Regions from separate parts of the Homo sapiens genome. Here regions 2, 3 and 4 are each linked to region 1. A link is a loop called in an ENCODE intact Hi-C map of the cell type or tissue named here. Cell type or tissue: A673. All regions are shown on one strand. Region 1 overlaps SH2D1B (SH2 domain containing 1B). Region 2 overlaps NOS1AP (nitric oxide synthase 1 adaptor protein). Region 3 overlaps NOS1AP (nitric oxide synthase 1 adaptor protein). Region 4 overlaps NOS1AP (nitric oxide synthase 1 adaptor protein).

Region 1 (8,000 bases):
ATGATTTTGTCAGCTATAAATAATAACATTTTATTTTCTCTTTCCTTGCAATACCTATGCTCATTTATTTTTTATGTTTACCCATTGGTTAGGGCCTCCTGTATACATTAAACAGTTCATAGTCATGATAGTGAGTATTCTTACACTGTTCCCAGTATTACAGGGAATGCTTAGAAATTTTCTTTATTTAAACATTATGTTTGTTGTAGCCTTGTTAAAGGCTATTTTATAATTTTTACTAGAAATATTTTGACATTTATTGTGATTTTTTTCTATCTCTAATCTATTGAGATAGTCACATTCCTTTTGTCTTCACTCCATTATAAAGGTAAGTTACCTTAATAAAATTGTTGATATCATTTCATCCTTGCATTGCTTCACTTGATAATATTTTATTATTTTTCATAAACTGTGGAATTTGGTAAGTTAATATTTCATTTAAGATTTTTGCATTAAAACTCATAAACCAAATAGGACTATAATTTACTGAATCATGGTTACACTGTTCATATAAAGCGAAGAAAAGTCTTTTTCCTTTTACCATTTTCTGCAACAACTCTTCAGGTAAAGATTATTTGTTCTGGGCTGGGTGTGGTGGCTCACACCTGTAATCCCAGCACTTTGGGAGGCCGAGGTGGGGGGATCACTTGAGGTCAGGAGCTCAAGATCAGCCTGGCCAACATGGTGAAACCCTGTCTCTACAAAAATACAAAAATGTAGCCAGGTGTGGTGGCACACGCCTATAATCCCAGCTACTTAGGAGGATGAGGTGGGAGAATCGCTTGAACCCGGGAGGTGGAGGTTGCAGTGAGCCAAGATCATGTCAGGGCACTCCAGCCTGGGTGACAGAGTGAGACCCTATCTCAAAAAATATATATATAGTAAATAAATAAATAAAAATAAACTTATCTGTTCCTTGACATTTTTTAGTACAGTACTTTCTTATAAAACTGAGTTTGAGACTCTGGTGGGGTGGGGTGGGGTGGAGTGGGGGGGCATCTTCAATTACTATTTAAATATTAATACTTTTTGATTTGTTAAAATATTTTGCCAATTTTGTCTTTTTTTGTTTTTCTAGAAATGTGTCAATTTTGTCTGTTTTCACAATTATTGGCAGATAGTTTGTAATATTCTTGCATTATTTTAATGCTTTCTTGTGACTGTAGCAACATCTCCTTTCTCACACTGTGTCTATTTGGATCTTACTCTTTTATATTTATTGATTTTATCTATCTTATTAGTCTTTTCAAAGCCAGCTTTTGGTTTTGTTCATCTTTTTTGTTACTGCTTTTAAATTGTTATTCTCTATTTATTTGATTTCCAGCCTCATTTTAGGGGGGCTTATCTGACTTGTTTTCAATACTTATTATTTTCTAATAAATATATTTATAGTTATGAATTTAGCTCAAAGTACTATTTTAGCTGTATCCCATAAATTTTAACACAAATAGTGGTTATTGCAGTTTAGGTCAAAGTATTTTTAATTCTTGTAAAAGTATCTTCTTTAATCCAAAAACTATTTAGTAGTTCATAATTGTTTTCAAACATACATTTTTAGTTATTTTAGTATAGATTTCAAACTATATCACGTTAAGGTTGGATAACAGCCTGACTTCAATTTCTGAGGCTTCCTTGCTGACCTGGTATATGTGAACATTCTGTGAATATTTCATTTGTTTGAATTACTCTTTCTATTCATTTTAAAGCTTGTTCTCTTTACCTCTTCCCCAAATGTATTCAAGATTATAGATTATATAAAACAAATATTTTCATAGATTTGCATATTTTATCTATTTGATCTATCAGCGTCAGAGAAAGATAAATCTTTTAATTCTATATATAATAGTATTTAACTTTCTGATTATAATAGTTAGTATATTAACTAGTTTTTGTTATTTTACCATTTTTATTTTAACTGTTTTTTAATATTTTTATGTGTATATATTTTTATTACTATTTTATCATCTTCATTTCCTTTATTTTATAAAGTATTCCTCCTTGTCTCTCATTAGTTTTGCCTTTATTTATATTTTACATCATATTAAAATTGCTATCTCAACTTTTATTCATACTTTCCTAGTATGTAATTTTCTGTCCTTTCATTTTCAAGTTTTTACACCTTTTATCTCTGTCTTCTGTGGACACAATATTGCTGGATCTTTTTTTTTTTTCCAATTTAAGATTCTCTCCTTTTGTTTGGTGAGTTCAAAACACATGTTTATTATAATTTGTTCTATTGGAATTTATACCGCCATCTTATACATTCTTTCCATTTGCTATACATTTTTTCCTTTTTTTCTCCTTTTCTGCTTTCCATTGAATAGATCAAATTTATCTCTGTTAATTTGAAAGCTCTATTAAAAAAATTTAGTGTTTACCCATAACTTATTAGGCCCTGTATTTTTATTTTTCTCTATAACATTGTAAATATATCAATTGTTATAATTTAACATGCTCTCATTTCTCTTCTGTCACCATCACCAATCCCATCAGATTTTCTGAAATTATCTAAAATTTTAATTGTTATTTACTCTTTTGGGTCCTTTATCATTTAAATAACAGTATACTTTACTGAGTCAATTAGTCATCCTTCTTGTAAATTTAAAAAACACATAGCACTCTCCTGAGTTTCTCTTCTTGGCAGAATATTTTCTGCAAAAGTATTTTGCATATTTGAAAATTGCTATGAGAGCAGATTTTAAGTGTTCTCATCAAAGATGGTCTTTGAGTGGTAAACCTTTTGCGGTCTTTTTAATTTTAGATTAATTTAAATGATAGTTGAGCTAAATATAGAATTGTAGGTTTAAAGTTATTTTCCTTCAGTGATATAAAACATATTAAGTTGCTAGCACTTTATGTGTAGGTTTCTTACTGAGATGTCTAATGTCAATCTGATCCTCCTTCACTGCTGAACTTTTTCGTGGAAAGTTGAAAAATGGCCTGTCTTCATGATCTTAAATTTCACTGTGATGTGTCTAATAGTGAGTTTTTTCTTCTCTATCAAATATGAAACCTTATAGGCCATTTTGCTCTTGGGATTTTAATCTTTCTTTACTTTTATTACTATTTAAATGAATAGAATGAATGAATGAATGAATGAATGAGAATTCTCATTCATTTTTCAAAGATTTCTTCTATTTTTTCCCTCCTACTGGAATTTCTAATTAAGAACTGTCCTCTCTTTTATTTTGCCCTTGAAATGATATTTGTTAAGTGATCTTAGGAAAGATACAAGCCTCTCTAAAATGGAGACAATATTTATCTCATAAATTACTATTAGTTTTGTCATGGAAGTCTTCCTTTCAGTTACCAGAAACTGCAATACCTGATGCCAGCCACAAGAGGCCAGACAGCCATCAAGAAAACTAGTACTGCTTGAGGGTTTTATTTTCCTTTCTTTCCTTCCTTCCTTCCTTCCTTCCTTCCTTCCTTCCTTCCTTCCTTCCTTCCTTCCTTCCTTTTCTTTCTCTCTCTCTTTTTTTGTAAAGCCCTGCTGAGTACCATGGTAGCTATTAGACCTGAAATATTTCTTTAGCAAGTATTCTCCAAACAGTACTCACTTCCCCATTGAATGCTTAATCTCCAGTGTCGATAACAGGATTAGTTTCTAAGCCAGGCTTCCCTGAGTTTGCAATGTGAGATGTAATAGGTGCTCTTGCCACTCCTACTGCAGGGCGAAATTCTTGCAATTCAGAGAAGGCTCTTACCGACACCCTTAAGAACGAATGTTTTCAGGAGGTACTATTGTTAGCTCTGTCACTTACTGGTAGAGTGACTATGGGCAAATTGCTAAGACTCCCTAAGCCTCTGGTCAGCTTCATCTAGAAAATGAGGATAATGACTTACCACATAAAGTTACTGTGGAGCTTCACTGAGATGACGCCAGCCCAGGTTAACATGTTAACAATGCAGTCTTTGTTGTTTCCTCTTTTGTAAAATGAGGGGACTGTGGAATGGGTCTTTAAATTCCCATCCCATGTGAATATGCAGTGTTTAATGAAACTGTATTACTCCTTGGAGAAGATCTAACTCAAAAAGATGTTTCTGAGCCATGAACGTTTCCTGGAATTATTTATCAGACTGGCGCGATGGAGATAGAGAAGTAGGGGAGGGTGGCTGTTCCTCAGGCCTGAAGACTTAGGTCTTCCCAGAGAGTTCTGCCTCTCAGTTGTAAGACCCAGGGAATTGGCTTAGACATCATCTCAGTCTCAGTTTACCTCTTCCTAACATGGGGCTGAAATACCTCCCTCACAAGATAGGATTCATGAGATCGTGTGTGTGAATCTCTTTAAGCACAATAGAATAACATCCGTATCTGGAAAATGGGCTTAGTAAGACCTCCCTTGGAGGGCTATGAGAAAAACAAATGAGACCATGTGTATAAATTGATTAACACAATTCCTGGAGTATATAGAAGCTTCAGAGAATGATAAAGCACCAATTAACAGTCAAGCCTAACACAGTGAAGTAGAATGTTAAGAATTGGAACTCAGAGCCCTGTAGGCAGCTCCCAGAGGTAGGCAGGTGCCTGGCACTGAAGCACAGCCCTTCTTGCATTATGCTGGATATAAGTGCTTGCTTCTACCAGCTCCGTGGCAAGGTGGCATCTGTCCAAGGAACAGAGTTAATGAAGGCTCCGGCTGCAGATAAATGAGCTTCACATTGGCCCATTAATCACTTTCCACTTCGAAAATGGCCACCCTCAATCCTTCTCTGTGGAGTTGATGATCATGTACAGAGGCTGCCTGCGGATAGAGATCCTGAGGAAGAGGGGCTGAAAGAGTCCTGCTGGTCTACCCCAGAGCCTGTCTAGTCTGTTCCACACAAATTCAACTGCAGGTTTCCTGAGTTTAGTTCCATTCAAAGTGCATCTTTATCGAGCTCCTGCAATATGCCAGACACTGTGCTGGGAACCGAGGAGTCAGGGATGAAGATGGCATGGTCCCTGCCCCTGAGCTCAGAGACCTGGGGGAGAGAAGCATGAGGATGAAGCGACTTTCTATGACACATGGAGAGTACCGTGATGGAGGAACACATAGGATGCTACGGGAACGCAGAGAAGGGGTGGGGTGGTGTCCGGGAAGCCACCTGGAGGAAGGGATGCCTGAGTGGAAATGTGAAAGATGAATTAACATAGCCTAGTGAAGTCAGAGGAAAGGGACGGGAAGGTAGAAACGTGACCCGGGCAGATGGACCATCTTAAACACAGGCATGGAAGCAATTCGGAGCAGGCTGGGGCTCTGAGGGAAGTACAGCACAGAGGCAGCAGTGGCAGTCGCCGCCAGCTAGGCAGGCAGGCCGGCCACAAATAATCCAGAGTGCGGAGAACCCACCTGACACCTCCCCCACATGCGTCTTAGCAAGCCTCCTGGCCAGGTCACAGCATGTGCCACCTACACAGTCGATGACTGATGATTAAGGGGGTGGGGTAGGGAGAGGCATGGACAAGACTGCCACCCCCACCTCCCCCTCTAGCTTTCTTACACGTGAAATCGCTTCCTAGATGGCTTACACAGCCTCTCCGGGAGGCCCAGTTCCTAGAAATGTCACACATTGGCCAGGTCTAAAGACTACTTGCCAGGTCAGCTGCAAAGACTTCCTGACACATAGGACCCAGGATTTAAGCTGAACAAGGGAGGCTGGCTGCAACAGAATTTACCAAGTACCAGGAGATTATGGGAAGGCAAAACAACAGGGGCAGTCCCCGCTTGTCTTGAGCTTTCCTATCCAGCAAGGGGGATCCATCCATTGCAGGCTCAGGATAAAGTGGGGGGCATGCATCTTGCTGAAGCTGCAAACCGTTCCCAGGGCAGACAGTTCACTTTTCTCCTGCCCCTTTGGCTTGCCCCATGAAGGCCTGGACCAACCCAAAGCACTCCTGTGACAACCACAGGGAATTGTTCTAAGTTGCTGTGAGTGAGCCCCCGAAGTGGGCTGAACACTGGGATGTGCTTGAACATCAGACCAAGCCAACAAGAATTTCCCAATAAACGCAAGCCTAGAAAGCAGGTGGCGGCAGACATGGAGCGATGATTCAGGAAATAGGTAGCTAAGCAGATGGCACTGGAAACAGCTGGCTGGTTAAACAGTAAAAAAAAAATGTTGCGGTTTGTCGGAAGGTTGCTTTTTGTTTGGGTTTTTTTGTTTTGTTTTGGTCAATTCCAAAGAACACACTGGCAATGTTCCCTGCTCTATATAACCAACAGACTCCTCAGGCAACTTGCACGAAGGAGAATACAGTCTGGAGTCTGAGGTGGTCCTTAAATATTTCCTCAAGCTTGCTTCCTCGTCTGTGTTGTTAATAGCCAAGTGATTCGTTTTGTGGGGTAGCTTCCCCAGGCTCCCTTGGGCTGGACTATTTATCATGGCAGCAGCTGGAGATAAGCTGGACACAAAGAGGATTTGTGTCTCAGGAGAGCTGGTCCCTAGATACAGAAAGTGGAGGAATTTTCTCATTAGGAGGAAGTCAGTGGTGGGGACTCTGGGCTTTCCTCCTGTGCCCCCAGTGCAAACAGTAGCAGGGAGGGGGCGTCCTGGAGGGGAGATGTACTTGAAGATGCTTTCACTGGACAACTTAAAGCTTCCAGAGTAGATTTCCTTGGGAGAGACGAAAGGTATTAAATGCCATCTGCACTGGTGAAGCTTTCCAAGGGGGAGGTAGGAGTCTCTCTACAAGGGCTATATGGACTTAATTACTTGTTCCCACTAACAGAGAGGCCACAGTGGGAGGCTCCAGGCTGAATGTCCCAAAGCAGGGCGGCGAACTGAGCGACTGAAGCCCGGGGCACTCTGAGGGCCAAAGTCTCAGACAAACCATCACTGAGTTTGCCACCACAGCTAGATTGGCCTGGGAAACTCCGCAGTGTGGGGAGGGCAGCAGAGAGAGGAGGACAGGGAGTCCAAGCACAGAGAGTTCTAGAACACTCCCAGGATTCACTGACCTCAAAGGCATTGTGAAATGTGAGAGCAGATTAAACTGACCCAGCAGGAATTTTCTGAGATTAGGGTAGCATCTGAGTACATTTCCGGGTCGGCTAATTTCATAAAAATTCTGAATACCAACTGGGGTCCCTGCCAGCATAGGCACAGACCTAAGGAATGAGGTGGGTCTCCTGATGGCCCCTGAGTGTGTTTCCTTCAGCAACTACTAATGGCAGATTTAGTCCAGAGGAAATGAGCACTCTCTCGGCTGAAATTAACTGCCTCACCCTGAGCCCCACTTTGGTGCTTCCACTGCATTTCACATCCTGATCACATACCCTGTTAGCATAGCGCCCGGGAGGGCAGGTATGATGGCACTCCCATCCATTCAGAATGGAGAAAGAGGACCGCGTGTCACTTTTCCACCAACGTCACCACAGTCCCCTAGATAGCACTTAGTGCATGGCAGGAAGGGGCTTGGATATATTGTCTGAATAAATGCATCTTTGTCCCCCAGATTCTAGAACAGTGACTCAGCGTAGAGCACAGCATTAAAAAACATGACATCTGCACTTCCGTTTTCACACTTAAAATTCCCTTAAAAATTTTTTTACACTAGAACTGTTTATACTTGATCTTAGACAAAAATAACGACTTCACATAATAGCGGGAAAGGCATGTTAAAAGCACGTTTCACACCTGAACGACTGCAGCAAGATACCGAAGCCATTCAATGGGAGAGGTTGTCTGGAGTCACCGCAGCATACTTATAAAGAAAAAAGTTGCTATCGTAAGCATTTTCAATGCCTTTTCCCAAAACATGGAGGATTGGTTTTTGTGTTTTTCCTGCTTTCCCTGGACGATAACGCCGCAGCCCACTGCAGAGACAGCGAGCAACCTTTGAGATCACAGCTGTTCTTTTCTTGCCCCTCTGCTGAGAAACAAAGTGTGGGAGTGGAAAAAAATGCAGAAAACGTTAGGGACTTAGCCTCAAGCCTGAGACGCCTCTGACATGGAGCCAGGGAGCCCCTGCATGCGGAACTGTGGAATCCAACCCCAGGCATAGTCACATCTGCACG
Region 2 (8,000 bases), 250 kb after region 1:
GAGAGGACTCCCATACCTCCATGCAATTCTCCTGTCTAGAACACACAGCTAAAACATGCTTTAGTCATCACTAGCTGACCGTGCCTCCCACAGGTCCAGGTACACAGGAGATGCTCAAAATACATTTGACTGAGTGGAATCCTCCAAAAATGAACACAGATTCACCCCAAGTGCCCATGGGAGAATCTCTCCTCTGAGGAGCATCCTGAGTCCTGGATTCTGCCTGGTGTTCCGGCATCTGAGGCATCAGCCTGCTCCTTCCAGCCCTCCATTACACTCTGTATAGTCCCACAGCAAAACTTACTTGACTTTTATCCAGGTACTTCAATTGGACCTAAGCCAGATGCTTTTACAGTAGCACATGCAATTCCTGGTTTACCGAGAGGGGTGGTATGTTAAACCTTCCTGCTGGTGGATTTTTAATCACCTAGCCTTCTGTAAGACTTCTGTAGCATTCCTGCATCCCCCCCTTCCAGGAATCCCTGCTGTGAGACATCAAACAGGGCCTCTATTCAGAACATTGACCACTGAGCTTAAGGGGAAATAAGGTAAAGGAGTTTAAAAATACCAGGGCCTACTTCTTTTTCATTAACATCTAGAAAGAAAAAAACTATACAGAAGATGCAAACTGTATAGGTAATCAAGATATGGGATTATCTGTATCTGTTCTATCTTATCTTCCAGATAAGCAGGAGCTAACTGCAAATAAAGTTAACTGAAAGACTTCAAATTTTTTTATAAGTTTCTGGACAACCTCAGCCTCAGTACTAAGTTAATATTTCATAAAGTGCTTTCACTTGCTGGCTTCCACCCTATTTTCTGGAGATTAACTTCTGAAGACACCAATCAACTCTACTGTTGTGGCCCCTGGTACACGAATCATAATGTGAAAAGCAGCAAGACAGAAAGCTCGAAACATTCACCAATGTAATTGCCATCCATAGACTTGTTAGACTTTCTGCCATCACCATCACCTTCTTCTGGAAACTCCTTTTATTCACAAGGTTTATGTCAGGTGCTTCCAGAGACAAGGGAAAAATGTATTTATCTTTTTTTTTTTTTTTTTTTTTTGAGACGGAGTCTCGCTCTGTCGCCCAGGCTGGAGTGCAGTGGTGCGATCTCAGAGGCTCACTGCAACCTCTGCCTCCCGGGTTCACTCCATTCTCCTGCCTCAGCCTCCAGAGTAGCTGGGACTCCAGGCGCCCACCACCCCACCTGGCTAATTTTTTGTATTTTTCATAGAGACAGGGTTTCACCATGTTAGCCAGGATGGTCTCAATCTCCTGACCTCGTGATCCGCCTGCCTCAGCCTCCCAAAGTGCTAGGATTACAGGCATGAGCCACCGCGCCCGGCCTTGTATTTATCAATCAAAAATAAATGCATCAGATTATTCTGCTTCTGATAAAGTTGGAGTAGCTAGTATCAGACTAAGCCTCCCACAAGTAACAAATAGGAACTCTGAACAAGATAGAAAAAATAGCTCTGCATAGAACGCAGGACACAAAAAGTGAACCACAATATAAACTGTGAATGTTAGTTCATAATAATGTATCAATATTGGCTTATCAATTGTAACTAATGTACTATACTAATGTAAGATGTTAATAATAAGGAATGTATGAGAACTCTGGCCTTGCCTCTCAATTTTTCTCTTAACCTAAAACTTCTCTAAAAAATAAAGTCTATTGTTTAAGATAATAATAGTAACTTTAAAAGCCCTGGAAAGAGACAAAAAACAGGCAGAGATTATGGGAAGTCAAGCTTTGAAAGAAGGGAACTGCTCTTGGTGAGGCTTGGGTGTGGGGCATCTCGTCTGGCAGCACAACCCCACAGGCACAGTGCAGGCTGGCTGGAGCTCAGGCAGAAAAGCTCACTCTGACACCCTGGGGAGTTGGATACCAGAGACGGGGACAGCCAGAGGAGCTTAAAAGAGAGGGCAGGCAGGAGGGAGTCACAGAGGGGAAGCCTCCAAAATCATGTGTAAACCCCAGCCAGGTCTTCAGGACCCCAACTGTGCATGTGCTCAGGAAACTCCAAGGAAACCAGCAGAAGGGGACAGTTGGAAAAACAAGAAAATCAAGTGGAGATTTTAACTGCTCCCCACCTCAGAGGAGGCAGATTTAGGATTTATGACCAGCCAAGTTAACTATCATTAAGAACAAGAAAACATGCTTCAGAAGAGGCTAGCAGAATCTTCTGCTATGGGTCTGTAAAAGCCCCAGTGACTAGCTAGCGCAGGCAAGGCCGCAGGAAAGGACAGGGCCCCCAGAAATAGGCATAACGTAAAGGTCCCTGCCTCTGCTGCACTCCCAGCTCTCATCTCCTTTCTGAAGCTGCTCAGTTCTACAGCCTCAGCACACAGGATACAACATGTGAGTTTCAGGGGTAACTCCCTTCTTTTACAGAGGACAGTGAGGCCCAAAGCAGTTAGCAGATGGCAGAGAAGGGGCTCAGTCTCCCTCAAGCTCCTGGCTTCTAGTCTAGGACCCCTGCATTCTTCCAAACTCTCTCCCTTGGGGGTCCCAAATGCAGTCTGGTCTCCCTGTCTACCTCCTCATATCCCGCTGGTCTCCTGGTCATACTGTGTCCTCTCTCCAAAACACACAAAAGCATAAAGAAATCTGATACCCTGGTCGTGCCTAGAAACCCCCAGCTGAGATTGCCCATCTGAGTTAGTCCCTGAACCTATCCTCTGTACTGATAGCTTCCAGAAACAGAGAACCAAAGGAGCTTTCCAAAGGACTGTCCAAAGGGAAAGCCCTTCCCTGCCTGCAGAAACTGCTCTTGTGCACAGCTGAGCGTCCTGCTGAGCGGGATTATGAATGTGACCAGGGTGAAAGTTCTCGCCTCATTTAGCATGGAACAAAGCAGCATTAACTGCAGCAGCAGGAGCGGCCCCAGATTCCGGGGCACACACTCAGCCAGTGACCTCCTACTAAATACTCTGGGGGAGGGGAGGAAAAAGAGAAAAGTTGCGTCAGGGTATCCCACTCCCCACTTGTGAGGCTTGCTCGGGGCTCTCCAGGTGCTAGGGTGTAAGGGACGTGGGGATAGGGACTCAAAGCGCCCATGTGGACATTTAGCAGCATCCTTGCTCTCAACTGCAATCAAGAGAGAAGCCTCAGTGCCAACCCCCCCACCCACCCCTCACATACACCAGAAAAGCTTCCAAAATGCTTGAAATGCAGCTGCACACCACGTCTTCATTTATTTGTAGTCTAAGAGGAATGAGGCACTTATATTTCTTCCTCTCTCTCCCAGCCCATCTGAAAAAGGAAGCACTATTTGAAGGCCATCTGATGCAACTGTGTCACTATTGATCAGTAGCTCAGCAGGGGCCGATGAATGTGCCGGAGATCACAGCAGAATCCTTCCTGCTCCTCAACATTAAGGGGCTGGGTGCAAAATGATTGCGATGACTTGTCTTTATGCTAATGCCATGCAATTCTCTAAAAGGGACAGAGGGTAAGACAGAACGATCCAACCAGCGTGCCCATGGGGAGGCTGTGTCTTTCAGTTCTTTTAGTCTCCATTAGCAAAAGCTTAGATGGGTTGGCCTGATTATTTCTATTATGAGGATCTGAGGGGTACAGCAAAGAGGAGAGAAAAAAAGCAGGAAGACAGAGAAACTGTTCTGGCCTTTCAACTATCAGCTCCTGAATAAAAGCTTCAGCTTGGTGATTAAAATCTCTGGCTCGTGTCACAGAGGCAGGTGTGAGGCAGAGGCCGGGCTGTACCCTGGGCCGGCAGCACTTTCTGCCATGCCTACCTGGGATGCTGACTTGGCCAGCAGGTTATTTTCTCCTAGGGAAAAGAAAAGAAAAGAAAAGAAAGTCCAACACATGGTGTGAGGCAAAGGGATACACTAACAAAGGCTGTATGATCATTAAAATCATCACCTGTATCAGGTAAACCAGGAATGGATAGGTGAACAAAGAACACCAGAAAACCAATAAGGAAGTCAGATCCAATGACAGAGTTTAAGTGACCTCGAATGTGATTTGATCTAACCCTTCACTTTATAGAAGGGAAAATCAAGGCTCAGAGAAAGAATGAAAACGTAGCTTGTGAGTGGCAGAATCAGAACCAGTGTAGGACTCCCTACCCTGTACCACCATGCTAATACTTCAGTAGGAAATAAGTAATCAGGATGAACATAAGCCAATGCCCCAGCAAGGGCTGGTTCACTACATTAAACTCAACTTGAGCTAGATGAGGATGCCTGTGTATGGACACCCAAATGGTCAGAAGGTCAAAAACACATCAGTGAAAAATGGTGGGGCACCAAGACTTACAAGGAATGGACGGGGATCCCTATTTGGTTCATCTGAATGACTTTGGGAATGGAATTAAAGGCACATAAATAAAAATGGTGCCATGACACCGAAGGAGGGAAATGGTCATCCAACTACTGGAGAACAGTAAACTGAAGAAATGAGAAGGCTGTCAGATGACAATAGAGAGAGATCCCTTATTCTTCACATGAAGAACGAAAGCACTCAGCTTTGCGCAGCACCAACATCCTACACCTCCTAAATTCTAAGTACTTAAACTCACCAAGCCTCTGTTTCATTCATGAAATGTACCTAGTATCTGTACTACCTACATGTCAGGGTTGTCATAAGAATCAAAATTAGATGGGCCAGACATGATGGCTCACTCCTGAAATCCCAGCACTTTGAGAGGCCGAGGTGGGGGGATCACTTGAGCCCAAGAGTACAAGACCAGCCTAGGCAACATAGGAAGATCCTATCTCTATAAAAAATAAAAATGAAAAAATTTAGCCAGGTGTGGTGGTACACGCTTGTAGTGCCAGCTAATCAGGAGGCCATGGTGGGAGGATCGCTTGAGCCCCGGAGGTCAAGGCTACAGTGGGCCATGATTGCACCACTGCAAATCAAAATTAGATAATGCAGATCAAAGTTTTATAGTTTAGAAAATATTATAAAATCATAAGGAGATAATATTCTTTGTATTATCATGTTCTTGCTTTGTGAGCCAAGAAGATCCTGAAGGTACAGAATTTGTAGCTTTACCATAATAGCCTCCTTGAATTCTCATAGACTAATAACTGTACACAGAGTGAGGTGATCTAAAATGCCAGAGTAAATGGAAGGGCAGAATCAAGAAATTAGTCTCAACAGAATCAAAGAGGAGTGAAGACGGAAGTGGTGAATGGCACAAGCAGAGTGTTACCAGTGACCAGACCACAGAGACAACTGGCAAACACCCCCACCTGCCACCCCTCATCAGGGAATGGCTAACTATGACACTGCTCACAGAACCTCATGGGATGGGCTCAGTTTGAGGTAAACACCCTGTCACATTTGCCTCCGACTGAGCAAGTTGCGACCAGGAAAAGCCTTCCTGGAGTTGGGAATGTGGGGTCTGCAGTGCAGTCATTAATCATTTGTCAGCCTCACTGCTGAATGAAACCCCACAAATGAGTAAAATTTCCAGATAACTGGCATGTTCCCCACTTAAATATAAAGTTTTCTATATTTTAAACTCTCTTGATTAGAAATCTCTCTAAAATATATTCCACGCTGTCCTAACAATCGAGTCTCTATAAGCCAGAATAACCTTTACATACATCACTTAACGTGTAAGTTACAAGTCAGCAACGACCCTGCAAGGAATGGCTCCAGACTACTATTAATACTACACCTTTTGAGTCCTTGAAGCTGATTTTTAGGATTTTTCTAAAACTTCCTACACTGTTAGCAGAAAGAAAGATGACAATATGCTACACATGCTTTCGCCTTTAACAATGCCTGTCCTCAAATCCTCAAGGAAGTACTAGCAAGACAAATTCGGCAACATACAAAAAGGATCATACACAATGATCAAGTAGAATGTACACCAAGAATAAAAGGTTAGTTCAACATATGACCATATGTTCATCTCAACAGACAAAAAAAACCCCACATTTGACAAAATCCAATACCCTTTCATACCCTTTCATGATTTAAACACACACACACGCAGAAACACACGCACACCAAATTATGGATAGAAAGGAACTTCCTCAAACTAATAAAGGGCTTCTACAAAAACCCACGTCCTATTTAATGGTGAAAGACTGAATGTTTTTCCTTTAAGATCAGGAACGAGATAAGGATGTCCACTCTTGTCATTCTATCCATCTTCCTTACAGAGCCACTGTAAAGATTAAATAAAATAATACATATGAAGTGATTGGCATTTAGATCTTCTGTCAGCTCTACATCTAAGTTAGTTCTCCCTGTTATACCTGGTTCCACTTATCAGAGTTGTGAGTTAATATCTGTTTCTTAGATTAACTGTGTCTCTCCAAACTAGACTGCATTGGTAGCTCCAAGGTATAACTGTTGTTGTCACCACTGTATCCTGAGCGCCCAGTACAAAGCTTGGCCCACCAAACAAATGAATGGACAAATGATAGCTTTTCCTGTTTTTAAGCAAGAAATTTTAAGATGTTTTCTAGTTCTTTACCTGCCTTCAGGCAGTCCCACTCCTCCTGCACTATAAAGACTCCATCATATTACCCAACTTCCTATGGTGATCCACCCAACAGTCCTCATAGCAGAGGAATTAATCATTCTCATTAACATCGGCAGCAGCATCACAAAACAGCAACTATTTTTGCAATGATTTTTCAGATAAGGTAATCCAAGTAAGCTAAAGGGAAGTAGAAAGTCTGAGAAATTAAGTCCCGGCATTAGTTCCTCTAACCAAAAGGTGGAAAGAAAGAGAGCAAGAAAAGCCACAAAATAATCAGAGAAGTCAAAGAGAAAAGAGTACACAAGGGCGATCAGTGAAAGGAGACGGAGGTGAGGGGCACACATGGATGATGAGGACAGATTTTCCCAGAAACAAAGAGGGAAGAGAGACATCAGCACTAGAAAGTAGCTCCAAGGTCTTTTGGCCCCACATCTTGTTTTACTCCAACAAGGCAGGACTGACTAATGTTCAATGATCAGGAGTCTTGCTCAAGGTCACTAAGTTACAGAATCAAAGTGAGAGAGGCTATGACCCAGGTATCCTGGCTTCAAAGCCAATGCTCTAAAAATAAAAATATATATTAGAATCACATGAAAAGTCTCATTGGTTCCAATTCCAGCTGCACCACTTTCTAGCTGCTCTATGAATTTGAGCCATCTGGTCAACCTCCCAGCACCTCAGCTTCATCATTTATGAAGTGAAATTTTGCAAGATTACCAGTGTGATTAAATGAGACCATGTAGGGAAAGCACCTAGTATTTCACATTGAAGCTCCATTCCTTTTTTAAAAATTACAGAACACTTTCTATTTGCCAAAGATAAGGAGGCAAGAATAAAAGAGACTGTAAACAAACAACCTACAGAATGGTAGTAAATATTTGCAAACTTTGCATCCGACAAAGGCTTAATAACTTAAATCAATAAGCAAAAAAACAAATCCAATAAAACGTAGGCAAAGAACATGAATAGACACTTCTCAAAAGAAGACATACACAAGGCCAACAAATGTAAAAAAATGCTCATCATCACTAGAGAAATGCGAATCGAAACCACAGTGAGATACCATCTCACACCAATCAGAATGGCTTTTGTTAAAAAGTCAAAAAATTACGGATGTCGGTCAGGTTGTGGAGAAAAGGGCGCGCTTCTATACTGTTGGTGGGAATATAAATTAGTCCAGCTACGGTGGAGAAGTCTGGAGATTTCTCAAAGAACTAAGAGCTGAACTACCATTTGAGCCAGCAATCCCATTACTGGTTATATACCCAAAGGAAAATAAATCATTCTACCAAAAAAGATATATGCACTGATATGTTCATTGCAGCATTATTCACAATAGCAAAGGCATGGAATCAATCCAGGTGTCCATCGACAGTGAACTGGATAAAGAAAATGTGCTACATATGCACCACAGAATGCTACACAGTGAAAAAAAGAAAGAAATCATGTCCTTTGAAGCAATGTGAATGCAGATGGAGGCCATTTTCCTAAGGGAATTAACACAGGAGCAGAAAAC
Region 3 (8,000 bases), 100 kb after region 1:
CGAACCTTGACTTCACCACTGATAGGATGTGAGATTCAGGCAAGTTGCTCAATCTGCTTTTGAACAATCATAAGAATGGTATCTACCTAATAGGACAGTTGTGAGGATTTGTTAAGTGTAAACATGCATCAAACAAGGCCTGGGCAATAGCAGGTACTCCACATCAGTGTTAGCTATTACTATTAGCTGTTCTCATTATCACCTTAGTGTGTAACTACTTACATCAGTTTGCTCCCTCTGGTCTTCTACTTTTCCAAACAGATGAAATAAGATTTGAGGGAAGACATGGTCCCTGCCCCCTAAAGCTAACAAACTATGGGGGAAAGAGATAAATAACTACAATGCAATCTTATAAAACCTGTAATAGACCTATGTGTGCATACAGTGACAAAGAATAATTTTGCAGGGAAGGGTTCATATCTAATATCCTTATGTAACCTATGCAGATCCTTGAACATGGTAGACACACAATGAATATTTGTTAATGAAAATGATGGAGCCTTTTTAGAATGCTGCCTTAGGGGATCCCAAGAAAGTTATTGGTTCATAAGAGAAACTATATAAAACTGAAGCTCTTTGGGTCCTTTATTAGAAAAATCCCTTGGATGAAGTTCAAGACTAGTCTTTCTTACTCAGGATTCCACTCCCTAGCAAATGGTGCTATAGCGTGATTCCAGTATTATAATAACTAATCATTACATATACATGGAAAAGATAATTACTTGAGCCTAGATGCGAGTTGAAGAAAATGTACTGGTTGAGAGACATCAAAGTACAGCTAATTATCTTAGTAACTGGGTTTACATCACAAATTCAACCTAAGATTCATAAAGAATTTGAGATTCATTATCTGTTGGCGTCAGTTCAAGATGACAGCATTTTTAGATATTTGTTATTATAACCAAAAAGATGTTTTTTACAACTCAATGAAAGTTGAATATATTTGGCCACTGCCTACACTAGTATAATGCACCTGAAGATTACAGTCACCTGAACAAATCCTACAATTAATACTATGGAATTAGCAATTTTTATGGAAGCCTTCCTATATTTGAGAAAGGATCTCATCCTTTTTTTTTTTCCTTTTAAACTGGCAGATTGACAGGAAGAAAAAGAGGGAGGACAACATGATAAAGGTAACAAACTAGACTTCATTTGATCCAATTGCTAAGTATTTATTTTCTCATAATTTAATGACATTATTACACACAAATAATGTTCAATCAAGCAGCTAGTGAACAGCCACGATTACTGAAAACATACTACATGTGTCTGGTGCCCAGGCAAGTGCTGGGCTTACAAAGATGGCTCCTGCCCTTAAAAAGTTCACTGGAGGGCAGAGACTTACTGTAAACACAGTTCTCAGCCAGGAAACACATCACCATTCACCAGTTACAGACAGGCTGGGAGAGAGAGGAGGCTGGGATGGCTGCCTCAGAGATGTTGGACCTCAGAGGGTCCCCTCCTGCTCTAGAAGATTGGGAAACAACAACATAGTGACCCACTCAGACTCCAGGGGCTGTCTTTTGTGGGTTTTTTTTTTTTTTGATAGTCCAGTAGATTCTCAAAGACCTAAATACATACAGGTGACCTATATATACACACAAACACCAAAAAGCATGGTTCCAGAGCTGGCACAGAGTATCCGAGCTAGAAAAGTTAAAGTGATCACCTAATTGAACTCTTCACAGTTGAAGCTGAGAGAGGCAAAATAACATGCTTAGAACCACAGGCCAAGAAGGGTAGAGCCAGGACTGAAACCCAGGTCTTCTCATCTGGGGTGAGGGTCCCTCCCAGCTTGTCACACTAACCTAGTGAAAATCAACAAGCTAATTGTGGGAGGAGAGGGCTATTCAATGTTTTTACCCACTAGCCTGGCACAAGCACCAACGAATCAGTGGGCAATGTCAGGCTGTACATGGAACCATTGCCTCACGGCTGAATATAGGCTATGGCTCTCTCTACACCTACAGCTACTTGGCAAAGAGCTCTAGTTCTTAACCTAATCATGATGGTGATCAGTGACATTTGCCAAGTATTCCATTTCCTTGGAGAAAATTGTGCATTTACACAATAGCATGTCTACTCTCACCTCTCTCAATTCTATAAGCAGAGAGAGAAAGTGTGCATGTGTCTGAGTGTGGTGGTAGCATTAAGATACCAGAGAACTGTCATATGAGAACAAGATGACAAAAAGGCTGATTGCTGTTAATGTGCATTCATCTGTCAGAGATTGTGTAAAATGAACCCCGTGGTTAAAGGCATTATTCAAATCACAGCCACGGCCCTGGAACGGACACTAAGTGTGGGTGCAGGAAACAAGATGGGCAGCTCCCTTTTCCCAAGCCTGGCATCAGAAGAGTTAGATCTAGGAAAGACCTGCTAGACCATCTTTTTTTCTGGGCCAGCAGGACGATGAAGCCACACTGGAGATTACCCAGGACGTAGTTTCAAAGTGAGTCACGAGGTCCCATGCACTCCCTCAGGGAGATGCTACTCCAGCCTGGCTTTCATGTGCTTAGTGGAGGCAGGGAGGCTTCTCTCCAGGTGATACCTCAGCACACACTGTGTCATGAGATCCAACCTCAGTTTTCTCACATGCACAATGGGGAAGCCACCACACGTGGTAAAGGTACATGGGAGAGACAGTGAGGTGAGAAACAAGACTGTGCTCTAAGGGCAAAACTATGAAGTTGCCCCATGATGGACAACAACAGAGGTGTATGAAGATACCTGAAAGGGACAGAGCAGCCCCTAGGACAGTAGGTGTTTACATTTAACCTAATCGAAAGTCAACAGGCTGGGTTCAGTGGCTCATGCCTGTAATCCTAGCACTTTGGGAGGCTGAGGTGGGTGGATAAGCTGAGGTCAGGAGTTCGAGACCACCTGGCCACCATGGCGAAACCCTGTCTCTACTAAAAATATAAAAAATTAGCCGGGCGTAGTGGCGGGCGCCTGTAGTCCCAGCTACTTGGGAGGCTGAGGCAGGAGAATGGCGTGAACCCGGGAGGCGGAGCTTGCAGTGAGCCGAGATCCCGCCACTGCACTCCAGCCTGGGCGACAGAGCGAGACTCCGTCTCAAAAAAAAAAAAAAAAAAAAAAAGAAAAGTAGCTGGGCGTGGTGGCAGGCGCCAGTAATCACAGCTACTCGGGAGGCTGAGGCAGGAGAATCAGTTGAACTCAGGGGGTGGAGGTTGCAGTGAGCCAAGATTGCATCACTTCACTCCAGCCTGGGCAAAAGAATGAAACTCCATCAAGAAGAAAGAAAGAAAGAAGGAAGAAGGAAGGAAGGAAAGGAAGGAAGGAAGGAAGGAAGGAAGGAAGGAAGGAAGGAAGGAAGGAAGGAAGGAAGGAAGGAAGGAAAGGAAGGAAGGAAGGAAAGAAAGGCAAACAAAGATATGTCAGTCAGAAGTGGATGTGTAGTGGGGTGGTGGGAAGATTCTGGGAGTGTCAGCCACAGATTGCTGAGGAAAGCAATCTTACACATGTGACAAAATTAGCCCATTTTTTTCCTCTGAGGATATCTTTTGCTCAAATTCATATTGTCATCATCCACGATTTCTTTAACAGGCCCAGGGCTTGACAGGCCTCAGCTTGATGTCCTGCTCAGGAACTCCAAGAGGACAATACTCTAAAGACTGTCCCGTGACTGTCCACTCTGTACATACATGTGAGAGGAGAAGAAGCAAAACAGATGTCCCCAAAGGAAGAACAAGATGGGGCCCATGCACACAGCAAAGGTTTACAAAGCCAAAGATATTTAATTCCCTATACTTGTGAATTTTGAAGAAGGTGGTTCTTTATAAACAGTATATCTTTTTTCTACATACTTGCAGCATCATAGCCATAAAACACTTTCTAAAACCACCAATGAAAGTATTGAGGGAGCATGAAAGAACAAGTTTTGGATTAATACGTAAGAGACCTTTGTAAACATCCAGAGAGGAAAGGGGCTGCCTCAGGAAGTAGTAAATTTCCCATTGCTACAGGTGTCCAATCATACACTGGACAATGCCCCTTGTACGGACATTATAAACAAGATTTAAGCCCTTGGATTGATATGACAAGTCCCCTTTAAGATCTCTCTCAGCTATATGGTTCTTCAAATTTATGTTGCCTACTATGATTCATTTGTCTTTGCTTCCATAACCTCCACACTCTCTCCCTCTAGCCCCGACATTCAAGGTCTGCTTTAAGTCCCAGTTGAATTAAGAGTGACTGAGATTTGGAACCAAAATAAGCTCAGGAGGTCTATGGAGGACTATGATATGGTGCTACCATCAATAAATGTAAAACAAAGGCATCATAAATAAAAAATAAAAACATCAGCAGAATTGAGAAACAGGGACAAAAAGGGCTCCTTATATATACTCAATCAGCCAAGCTCTTTTCTGTTTCTTTTTGAAAACACACATCCTCCCATCCTCCCACCATACGAATCTAGCCTTTCCAAGGGGTTAATGTTACCTGCCACAACCACATACAACTGGCACAAAACAGACAAGTGTTTAAACAACATATGCTCACTTGCTTGTCTCTCCCCAACTCACGCTGAATGGATCAATCCCCCTGCCCATCCTCCCGACCTGGCCACACCCCACCATCCCTGCACACGGAGCAGCAGCAGTGGCTGGGTCTTGAGGGACGATGTAAATATAGGCTGCAACAGGAGGATGCAAGGACATACAACGGAGGGGGCTGCATGGCACCTGGGGTGGGACTGAAGGATGGTCCTGCAATCGAAGGGGACAGCTGCTGAGGAAGCCTCCTCTCGCTGCCCAATCCCACTGAACCCTGCTATTCTTACTAAAATTGAAAATATTTTCTACCATCAGGACTCAAAACTCAAAGATAAAGGTATGAAAATGGGGAGGGGGGTTGAAGGCATGGATGACAGGAGGTGACTCCCATCACCTGGGGTACCAGGACTGACTGAGCCAACTGGTGACTAGGCCTTTGGCCTCGCCTCGCCCTACACTCTGCTGCAGCCTGTCAGCACCATTGCTGCTCAAAGCAGAAGAGCTTGCCAGATAAGGGAGGGATTCTCTCTGGAGGTGGGCCCAGAAGAAGAAGGTACCCCATGCCTACCTCCCCTGCTTTCCTCTTCACCTCAGATTCTGGTTCAGAGCCACTTACCTTTTTCTTCTTCTTCAGAATCACTTTCACTCCATCCACTGAAACCATAATGCTCACTTTCTTCTTCTTGATGTTCTTGGCTTTAAACTCATACTGCAAGAAAGAAGAAAACAAAAAGAAAGTGCAATCTGATGAGATCAGTGCATCTATACAGACCCAGCTAGCCCATGCCTGGAAAAAAGGTCCCCAGACAGGTGTGGGGAATAGCTCCTGGGGGCAGGGAGCACCTCGGGGGATGTAAAAGCAGGTGGATGTCTCAGGCAATCTCTGGGTTAGAAACGGGACTCTGAATAGTCTATACCACTTCTCAGCCATCAGCTAGCTACCCTCATGAGATGAAAACATAGCCTATTTGGAATATCCCATAAAAAATCAGAACCTTCCCTCAATAACTCATTCTATCATTTAATGACTTCCACGGTCAGGCAAGTATTCCTAGTGTCTCATCAAAGGCTACAGAAACTACATTCCATCCTCAGCAAAGACTAACAGCTGGAACCAATCTTCACATCAGGGTTTTTTACACACTGAAAGATAATTATGAATTCTCAATTACTCTCTAAAAGTTCAATTTCAAATTTCCTTTATCTGTGAGTCAGTCTACAAGTCTACCCACAGCCCTGCTAGCCTGAAGATTTTGGCACATCTAGAAAAGATATGGCCTCAAAAACCATGTATTTGTTAAGTTTTATTTAATTATATTTTTAATTGACAAATAATTGTACATATTCATGGGGTATATAGTGACAACCCCTGTGTTTTGAACTCTTATTTGTAGTTCTAGACAGGGATGCTCCAACCACAGACCCATACTGCTGATGGATGTTGGCGTCATCCTCAATCTCAGCTCTTTCTGGTACATTTGTTCATTCATAGCCATCTCTTAACACTTGTGTAGCTATTCATAACTGGTGGTATAATTCTACATTTTCCTCAGTGAACTTCATTTTGAGCACTTCTCCAGTTTATTAAAACCATTTTCATCTGATTCCCATCTTACTATCACCGCCTAGCAAACTTCACTTGCAAGCTCTCCAATCAAACATCTGGGCTACAGATTAAAAATTAAGATACACAAGACCCAAAGCCCACCCACATCCCTTCTCCGGGACCTTTTATACTCAAGACCTTCTCCTACCATGTTGCCACTCAAGCCTGGAAAAAGGCACCTAACACCTTGACAGTGCATCTGAAACCTAATTATTTCTACAGTTAGCATTGATAGGCATGAACTTAATCCATCCTAATGAGATAAAAACATAGCCTACTTTGGAAATCTCATTAGAAATCCAGAACCTTCTCTTCACTGTGCCTTTTAATATTCTGATGTTACAAACTCAACTCAGAGCTTCCTACTGTCCTGAGTCTATCCTTTTCACTAAAATCTCAGATCTTCTATTCCACTGTACAGAGTTATTGTTGATACTTCTTGGCTATCTGTTTCCACAAGAAACATTCTTGTCTCTACAAGAATAGGACCTCACTAACTGAGGTAAGAGATCCTTCTTCACGTTGTCATTGCAGGCTCTGGTCACAGCTGATTTGAGTGTCCTGGTGACAGCAACCTACATCATTGATGACCACAACCTACATCACTCCCAGTCTGGTGGTCACTTCCCCACCTCCACTCTACCCTGTCAGCAGCTCTTCTTTTACCAAGGGGCCCTGGAAGAAGAGCAAACCAGAGCAGCAAACACACGGAGACAGGAGGAAACTCCACTTCAGCCCAGGAACCCCAGGCCAACTAACAGTAAAGAGTAAAGGGGAAACGGGAGGCAGAGAGGGAGATGGAGACAGAGAAGAAGAGGCGCATCTGACAGGATTTTTTTTTTGCACTGGAGTCTGGCTTAGGTAGGACAGGACCTCAGCCATATAACAAATTCCTCTCTAGGTCAGCAGCCACAAACCAGCGAAGGTTAAAGTTGGTTTGATTGGCATGCACTTGAGGACATGGCTCCAGTTTGCATTGTGTCACCCTGACTGCAGCATTCTGCTCAGCTGCAGTGCTGGATGAACTCAAATAACCTCTGGGTGGGAGAACCGGCATTACAATCTGCAAGTCGGCTGACTTTGGCCTTGTGCCTACTGAGAGGTGAACCAGCTACATTTCCTGACCACACCTGCATTTACCTCCAGTCACTTGGGCTTTAATAAACACAACCTTCCAGCTGCACCTCCCTTCTGAACGAGTCACTAAAATCAGGCTGCTCCTGCCGGCCAAAGGAGTACAGAAGAGTGTGTCTGATGCACTCAGGTGGAAGTTAAAGGCTGAAGAGTCCCAGAAACACCCAGAAGAGGGCAAAACCTACCCTAGACAGGTTGGACCTCAACTCTTTTATTGTTCTTTGGTCTCTTACAGTATATCACTTTCATATGCCCCATATACTTCTCTTTTCTAACAATAAAATCAAAGCAGAAATATCAAGTACCTACCTCTGCAAAACACTACATCATTCTCCCCAGTCCTGGTTTTAGAGAACATATTGCCTGCTATGCCATAACCTTAAATGTCTTATATTTCTGGAAGAATGTTGTAGTTGACCATATCTCTCTTTCTTGCTTTGTCCACCTCCCTGTTGGTTTCACTCTCTCTGTGGCCTTTATTAATCATGATTTCTTACCCGAGCATAGCAAGAGGCACCCAGCCAGCTCCTTGCTTGTGTATCTGAAACCTTATCTATTTCTACAGTTAGTATTTTGGCAGGCTTGGCCATGCCTTTTAATACCTTCGTCTTAAGAACTCAAAAGTGCAACTGAACTTTCTCTTTAGAACTGGAAACAGGTCTCTAATTCAATCACCATGCACATAGTTCCCAATGGCTCTTACAGGGTCTGTGGGCACAGTCACTGCATGAAAAAGCATG
Region 4 (8,000 bases), 160 kb after region 1:
TTACTACCACATGTGTAATGCTTCCCTAACTGTTGAATTTTAAAGGAAAAAAGAAAATCACAAACCATTCCAAGGTGCCAGAGTCAGATCTCCAATCCCAAAGTATTCAGGAGCATGGAGAAGAGGTTAAACATCTCATACGAGTTTCTTGGAAGAAGAGGAACCACTTAGTAGGCCAAGAAAATCCTCACAAGTCCTGGCCACAAAGCAAAGTTTTGAGAGGCTTGAGTTCAAAACACTGCCTTGCAAATAAAGTCCCAGAAAGTCATATCTATCTTTGGGATTGGACAATAAAGTACTTAAAATAAATGATAAAAGTTCATCAAGTGTTTCTAAGGTTGATGGTTATTGGGGGAAAATTGGAGTGACTGCTATTGGGTATAGGGTTTCTTCTTGGGATAATGAAAACATTCTTAAATTGTGGTGACGGTAACACAACTGGATCTACCAAAAAAAAATCACTGAATATTACACTTTAAATGGGTAAACTGTACACTATTGATTTTGTCTCAATAAAGATGTTATTTTTAAAGACATACCTCAAGTAAAGGAGGACACTTGGAAAACAACCAGGTTAGAGTCTAGGGTAGTCTGACCCTCCTGGGAGAGTCAGAGCCACAGCAGTACAACTACCCCGCCAGCCACCACCATGCAAGAGCCACAGGCATTGGGGTGGGGAGGAGCTACTTAGCAAGCTCTGTTTGCTTTGGCCATGAGGATGAGCAACACCAGGGGTTCCATATATAGCTCAATGCTTCTCAAAGTGTAATCCCTGGAGCAGCAATATCAGTATAACCTGGGAACTTAGAAATGCCAGTGCTTGGCCCTACCTCAGACCTACTGAAGCAGAAACTCTGAAGGTGGGGCCCAGCAACCTGTGTTTTAATAAGCCCTCCAGTAGATTCTAAAACACACTGAAGTTTGAGAACCACTACACAGTTTAATTCTTAAGGGCACAGACTATGGAGCCAGACTGTAAATTTGAATTCTGCCTCATCCTCTTTCTGGCTATGAGTCCTTCAGCAAGTTACTAAACCTCTGTGTGTTAGTTTCCTGTATATGAAATGGGAGAAACAACCATACCTATGTATCATAGGGTTATTATGAGGATTAGATGAGTTCATTTATGACAAGGACTTAAATCAGTGTCTATTACATAATAGAGTGCATAATAAAGGTACATAATAGGTACATAATAGGTACATAATAAAGCAAATAACTATTTGCTTTAAAATTTTTTTAATATTCAGATTTGGGGTTGGTCTCATGTACTTTCACCCTTGGTAAGCCAAACCAGCATAAAATTGAGGCAGGTTAGCAGAATCAAAGCACAAGAGAGAATCCCACAGAATGGGCAAGCTGTCTTGTAGCTGTGTCAGCAGACCGCATCTGCAACACACACACACACACTTAGACACACACACACACACACACTCTAAGCACAAAAGAAGATCACAACACTCTTCAGCTTCCCTGAGGAAAAGAAAGAACTTCCACTTTGTATGACAGAGCAGGGAAGATAAAATGTTCTACATAAAAGTGGCAAAATAAATCAATTCCAATAACAGCCTTTTAATTCTCTGATCCCCAAGAGGAAAAAAGGAAGTGAACAATGTCAAGTATTCCAATCACAGCCATTAACAAGCAGCTTTTAACAGAAACTGAATAAACCACCTTCCCTTGTCCCATAAATTCAGAGGGATTAGGTTTTCTGCCACCTCGAGGACTCCCAGTCATGACCTTTCAAACTCAGAATGGCAAGATCTTTGCACTTTACAAACCCAGGTTTGCACAATTAACTGGAGTCAATCCCATTTTCCAAGGTACCTATTTCTCTCTCAAATTGCGACCAAATTGAAGCTTAGGGGCCTAGACTTCTAATAAGCTCCACTGCTTAGAGTTACAAAGGATACCTCTGTGCTACAAGAGCATAAACTTTATGTGGATAAACTGTGTGTGCTCATTAAACCAACTTTGAAAATACATAAATGTAGGAAGAAGAAACCAAAACAGCCCAATACTAATTCCCAAAGATAACCATTGCTAAGATTTCAGTGTATTTCCTTTCTTTTTCAATACATAGGTGGTTTCTGTTTGAACTTCACATAAGCCTTTTCCTAAAATTTTCGTAACTTTTTAGAACATGGCTTTTAATTATATGTAATGCTCCATATGTGGCCACATAATTACTATAATCCTGTGCCAGTTATCAATTTATCATCTCTCAGCTCCAAGTCTCTCCTGCTTTGCCCTGCTTTCTGATACTGGAGAGGAACCCTGTAGTCACTGGTCATATATAGCTACTGAGCACTTGAAATGTGGCCAGTATGACAGTACAGTTTGTACTAACTGTACATTAGTGCAAAAACATAAAATATCAATAATTGTATGTTGATGACATATTGAATATTTTAAATATATTGGGTTAAATAAAATATATTATTAAAATTAAGGCAACAAAAACATAAATAAATACATTGGACTGCATTAAAATGTAAAACGCCTGTGCAAAAGACACAACAGAGTAAAAAGACATCACACTGAACAGAAGAAAATGTTTCCAAATCATGTATCTGATAAAGGGTTAATGTCCAGACTATATAAGAAGTACAGCTCAACAACACAAAAGCCAAATAAGCCAATTTTAAAATGGGCAGAAGACTTGAGTAGACATTTCTTCAAAGAAGACACCCAAATGGCCAGGAGGCATATGAAAAGCTGCTCAACATCACTAATCATTAGGGAAATATAAATCAAAACTATAAGGAGATGCCACTTTACATCCATTAGGATGCTCACTATTAAAAATCAGAAAAGACCAAGTGTTGGCAAGGATGTGGAGAAACTGGAACCCATGTACACTGTTGGTGGAAATGTAAAATGATGCATTTGCTATGGAAAATAGTGGTTTCTCAAAAAATTGAAAATAGAATTACTATATGATCCAGCAATTCTACTTCTGGGTATATATCCAGAATAACTGAAAGCGGGGTCTTAAAGAGATATTTGTACACCTATGTTCACAGCAGCATTATTCACAATAGCCAAAAGGTAAAAGCAACCCAGCCAATCCATTGACATATGAATGTATACACAAAATATGCTACCTACATACAATGAAATATTAGCCTTTAAAAGGAGGAAATTCGACACCTGCTACAACAAAGATGAACCTTGAGGACATTATGCTAAGTGAAATAAGCCCATTACAAAAAAACAAATACTGCATAATTCCACTTATATGAGATACCCAGAGTAATAAAATTCATTGAAATAATGAGAATCGTGGTTAACTGGTGTTGCAGGGAAAGAAGAAAGGGAAGTTGTTGTTTAATGGGTGTAGAGTTTCAGATCTGCAAGATGAAAAAGTTTCGAAGTTTGGTTTGCACAACTACTGAACTGTACCTTGAAAAATGGTGAAGATGGTAAATTTTATGTTATATCTTACCCAAATTTAAAAATTAGTATCACCAGATTCTTTTTAGCTTTTTAATGTGACTAGTAGAAATTCTGAAATTACATATGTGGCTTGCATTATATTTCTATTGGACTGAGCTGCTCTGAACATTTCCCCATTGCCAGCTGGCACAACATTGGGTCCTGTCAGTAGAGGGTGCTGAAAGGAAAAGCTTCTCTTCCTGGTTCTAGTGCTTTTGTTCTTACTTCTATGGCACAGCAGGCAACTTCCTGGCCAATGGGATATGGGAGACCCAGCAGCATACACCCCTCCGTCCGGTTTTGCTGGCGCCCCAGTGGACAGCTTCCTGCTTACCAGCCCTGTCCTGTGGTGCTCCAGTGACTTCTCTACCATCCAGTGGGCCCCAGCCACTAACTCTGCAAGGAGATCTGAGTCTCAGCTTTGGGGGATCCCTTCCTAGTTTATTCTTCCTTGGACACTCTCACTCAGCCCTAGGGACACAGGCTGCTTCTCTTGTATTCTTTAAAGTTCTTTTTACCCATCTTAGCAGTTGATTTTCATTTACTAGTTAATAATTCTTCATACTAGATTTTCCATTCAAATTACAGGTATGATTTCTGTATTGGATACCATTAGTAATGAAAAAAGTTGCTGAAGAAGTGTCACAAGGCTTTGAGCAGTTGAGACACGTCTTGCATTTCCCACTGTTCTTCTCAGGTTCTAGCTCCCCTCCTCCTCTATTTTCAGTTCCCTAAAAACAGAAATGTATGTTTTTCATTGTATTACTACCACCCTGGGATTATCATTCAGGGAGCACATTAAGAACTGAAACTCATAAGTCAATCAAGGGCTATGTCTTCTACCATTCATTCAACAAACATTTATGTACTTAGCTCCTATCACGTGAGGGCAATATGCTGGGTGTGGGACAGAGGGTGGTTGAGAATTTGAAAAAGAAAAAGTAACACAGAGAAAATAAACAGGAACAGGTGAAACAGAAACTCAGGCTTCAAGCACCTAACAACCCAGCAAATAAAAATAAAGGATGATACAATTCACTATAATGTAATATTTAAAAATATAAAATAAGCAAATAATTAAAAATAAAAGAGGCAGACATACCATTCTGGGTACCCTAATTGGCCATAGGAAAACATGTAAAGAAAACAAAAAGAAGTTTTTGCAACATTCTGTCCTCCTCAGGGCTTTTTCTTACTCCAGGGTTTCCTCTCTCCCCTACAGACATCTAACCAGTATCTTACTAACCAAGAGTTGTGTTCTCAGGAGCAATCCTAGATATTATATCTGCATGCTGCACAGGCCTGGTTCCTATTCTCATGCTTGCCTCTGCCTCCTTCCCGAGCCACAGCCAAGCAGCACATTACTAGAACAGTCCTAAAGAGCCAGTCAGCTCTATTTCACCTGTTAGGATCATGGCCCCAGACTCCAACTTCATCCCAACTTCCACATTGAACACAGGATTAAGATATTACCTGCTCCCAGGAAAATTTTAGTTCCAGAATTTCCATTTAGTTTATTTTAAGAGACTCTAGTTCTCTGGCAAATTTCTCCATCTTATTATCTATTTATTTCAATGTATTAATTACAGTTATTTAAAAGTCTATGTCCAATATGACTGCAAGTTAAGAAGGTCCTGTGCAATTCTAATTCTCCTGTGTATTTTTTTTCTCTTGTTTTACCATCATTTGGTTTTACCATCTTAAGCATTTGGTAATGTTTTATTGACTGCCAGACATTGTATTTGAAAAATGATAGCGTTAATTTGAGGGTCTGAACGATGTTATCTTCCTCCAGAGAGTACTTGTTTGCTTTTGGCAGGCAGCCGGGGTAGAGAAAAGGAACCTTGATCCATTTGAGCGAGTTAGAAGGTAAGTGTCAGCCTTGCTGGGCGCTGGTCTATTGCCAGCTTGCCCTTACTCCTGAGAGAAACCTTCTGGGGGTCCAAACTGAAAGCCTAGGGGGTTCACCAGGCCCCTCCTCCTTGGCGAGTCTTGAACTCCTATTCTGTCTCCTCAGTTCTGAGAGACTGTTGAAAGCTCTGGCACCTAATTTAGCTTCTTTGCTGCCACTTACAAACTGGCAAATACCTGGAGGGAAAAGTGGCATCTGATGGCACATTTCTCTTCATTTCCTTCATCTCCACCATTCTGGCCTTTCTAGGCATCAATGCCACGGTATTCTCCAAGGAGAGTTATATTATTTCTATTTACACTCACAGTAAACATATATACGCTTTTCTGGTATTCACAGTGGAAGGATTAGTATAATACAAACTAGTCTGACAAAATCAGAAGAAACTCAAGAAAAAAATTATGATGGTATATCAGAGCTTCTCAATCTAACCTCTAAGCCTTTTCTCCTTCAAACTTTCCAGCCCTTTATCTCTCCGTGCTTCCTCACTTCTGCTCTTCAATTCATGATCTCTTCAGCTATGTTGATCTCTTCGACTGTTGACTTCATTACTTGCTCCCTGCCTCAGTCCTATATTTTTCATTTCAGATATTTCCAATTGGATCTTTTCATATTGGCCTATTATTTAACAACCTTCTATTTTTATTTGAGAAACGCTCCTGTCTTTCTCCGATACTCTAAATATACACACTTTTCAAACTTTTCAGACTGCTCCCTGGTTTCTCTTTTTTAGGGTTTAAATTATCTTGTTTGACAGGTCTTCCACCTGTCTCTCATAGTGGTGGTTTTCCATGAGTGCAGAAATTTGTTTGCAAACTCATCTTGCATAGGAGGGTTTTTTCTCCTTATTTGCCCCTCACTAGCAGCTGAAATAATGATTGAGCCTTGACCAATAGGATATACAACTCTGAACAAGGTTCCAAAGTAAGCTTTTAGGATTTTCTCTAGAACGGACAACAAAACATAAGATATGTGTGTGCTGCACAGTTGTAGGTCCTATTCTCACACCTATCTCTGCTTCCTTCCTGGGCCATGGGAGAGCTACCTGCCACAAAGTTCAACCATGAGTGATTAGGCTCCAGTCAACTTGCAAGGAGCATGGTCCCAACCCCAGTCCACACAGGAGGATGGTTCTGATCTCCTGTCATGTGCTAAGTGCACTGAAAGGAGATCTTAAAGTCTGGGCCATCAATCCCCATTCTTGGTTTCTAAGATTTCCCCCTTGTTTTTTAATTGTTATATTTTTAAAATTGTTCCTATGTGTTTGGAACAGAAGAAATAATTCTGAATGTGCTTACTGTACTTTATTCACAACAAGTCCACCAGGAAATGTTAATATGGCCCTCTTAAATACTAAAAATGCTCATATGTGTGAAAAATTTATGTTTTTGTATATAGAAATAGATTAAACAACATCAATGCACAGCGGGGGAAAGACTGGAAGAATCTACTCTATGAATGTTAATAGAGATAACTCTGTAATGTTGGAATTAAGGGTGATAATTTTTTTAGCCTAAATATTTTAAACACATTTTCTATAACCATGTATTAATCATTATCCAGGATCCTTTTCTTTCTTAAAACTCACAACTCAAAGGAGAATGAATGGTGCATTTCATTTCAGGTAGTATGATGGCCTGTATATTCTTCCCTGTCCCCCTTAGACAAACTGGCCCTCTGGGGATTTAAAAAAAAAAAAGTCACTAGTATACTGAGAAAGAAGAGTTAAGAACAGAGTCCAAGGCCTGTCATCAAAGAGCTATTAAAGAGGGAAGAATTTCAGAGCTCCCTGAAGGCAAAGCTAGCTTACAAAGACACAAAGTGCTAATGGGGATATTTACCACTTGTTCTCTAACTAGCAGCAGAGCTTAGGAAGACATACAGCCTAAGGAGGGAAAGTGAGTTGTACTGGCCTACATACAGGTGAAAGTAAATATTCAGAAAAACTAAGGATTAAAAGTTAGTAAAGGCTTCAATAGAACATCCACAGAAAAGCCTTCCTGATGCCCCCAAATTAAATCAGGTTACTCTGTTAGGGTCCCCTTACAATCCTTACTAATCCTTCATTGCACTCATCACAATTTGCAAGTTCACAATTATTGTTGTAATGTTAGGTTTGGTATTTAGATGGTAAATACTAAGTATTTAGATGTTAATACTAAGAATTACTAAGTAAATACTACGTAAGTAAATATTAAGTATTTAGATGTTAGGTTTAGTATTTAGAGCTGCCCCACAATACCAGCCCAAGGAATGTGTCATTTTGCTCAAGGCTAAATCCCCAGGGCCTAGCACCATAGCAGGTAATCAATAAACATTTCTTTTCTTTTCTTTTCTTTTCTTTTTTTGGAGGCTGGAGTCTAATGGTGGGATCTCAGCTCACCGCAACCTCTGCCTCCCAGGTTCAAGTGATTCTCCTGCCTCAGCCTCCCAAGTAGCTGGGATTACAGGCATGCACCACCACGCCCAGCTAATTTTGTATTTTTAGTAGAGACAGGGTTTCTCCATGTTGGTCAGGCTGGTCTTGAACTCCCAACCTCAGGTGATTCGCCCACCTCAGCCCCACAAAGTGCTGGGATTACAGGCATGAGCCACCACGCCCAGCCAATAAACATTCCTTGAATGTTGAATACAAGCAAAATATTTTTAT

Evidence for each region. Hi-C counts contacts between places; a loop is a spot of excess contacts. Peaks named below come from ENCODE experiments on the same cell type or tissue, not always from the same donor. Only the 100,000 strongest peaks of a DNase experiment are listed, where the experiment ranks them.
Region 2: it touches region 1 in a loop (5-fold over the local background); 2 of 110 quality-filtered maps call a loop at or near these places.
Region 3: a loop joins it to region 1, with 23 times the contacts of the local background. A loop is called at or near these places in 26 of 110 quality-filtered maps.
Region 4: a loop joins it to region 1, with 15 times the contacts of the local background. A loop is called at or near these places in 6 of 110 quality-filtered maps.

What each region holds. Positions count from the first base shown.
Region 1 is chr1:162,387,632-162,395,631 of GRCh38, reverse strand. It overlaps SH2D1B (SH2 domain containing 1B), which reads left to right. Exons shown (of 4, transcript NM_053282.5): 4 at 1-364. Among named protein-coding and RNA genes, the nearest start is that of C1orf226, 9.9 kb to the right of the region's middle. RefSeq lists a silencer at 3,439-3,733. In A673, a CTCF peak has its summit at 3,329 (motif pointing right); DNase peaks (open chromatin) are centred at 3,621, 4,321, 4,621, 6,411 and 1 weaker place; H3K4me3 peaks cover 472 bases; H3K27ac peaks cover 6,344 bases.
Region 2 is chr1:162,140,403-162,148,402 of GRCh38, reverse strand. All of the region lies in intron 1 of NOS1AP (nitric oxide synthase 1 adaptor protein), which reads right to left. All of the region lies in intron 3 of LOC105371475 (a long non-coding RNA gene), which reads left to right. Among named protein-coding and RNA genes, the nearest start is that of MIR4654, 13 kb to the left of the region's middle. RefSeq lists enhancers at 3,150-3,444, 2,834-3,548. In A673, no CTCF peak of the experiment used is centred here; DNase peaks (open chromatin) are centred at 1,892, 2,302, 2,832 and 3,372; H3K4me3 peaks cover 1,797 bases; H3K27ac peaks cover 4,510 bases.
Region 3 is chr1:162,284,573-162,292,572 of GRCh38, reverse strand. NOS1AP (nitric oxide synthase 1 adaptor protein) reads right to left here. Exons shown (of 10, transcript NM_014697.3): 3 at 5,137-5,229. Among named protein-coding and RNA genes, the nearest start is that of MIR556, 54 kb to the left of the region's middle. In A673, no CTCF peak of the experiment used is centred here; DNase peaks (open chromatin) are centred at 3,232, 3,482 and 5,612; H3K27ac peaks cover 7,562 bases.
Region 4 is chr1:162,225,968-162,233,967 of GRCh38, reverse strand. The region is part of intron 2 of NOS1AP (nitric oxide synthase 1 adaptor protein); the gene reads right to left. Among named protein-coding and RNA genes, the nearest start is that of MIR4654, 73 kb to the right of the region's middle. In A673, a CTCF peak has its summit at 3,604 (motif pointing right); DNase peaks (open chromatin) are centred at 3,297, 3,707 and 7,087; H3K4me3 peaks cover 1,122 bases; H3K27ac peaks cover 6,741 bases.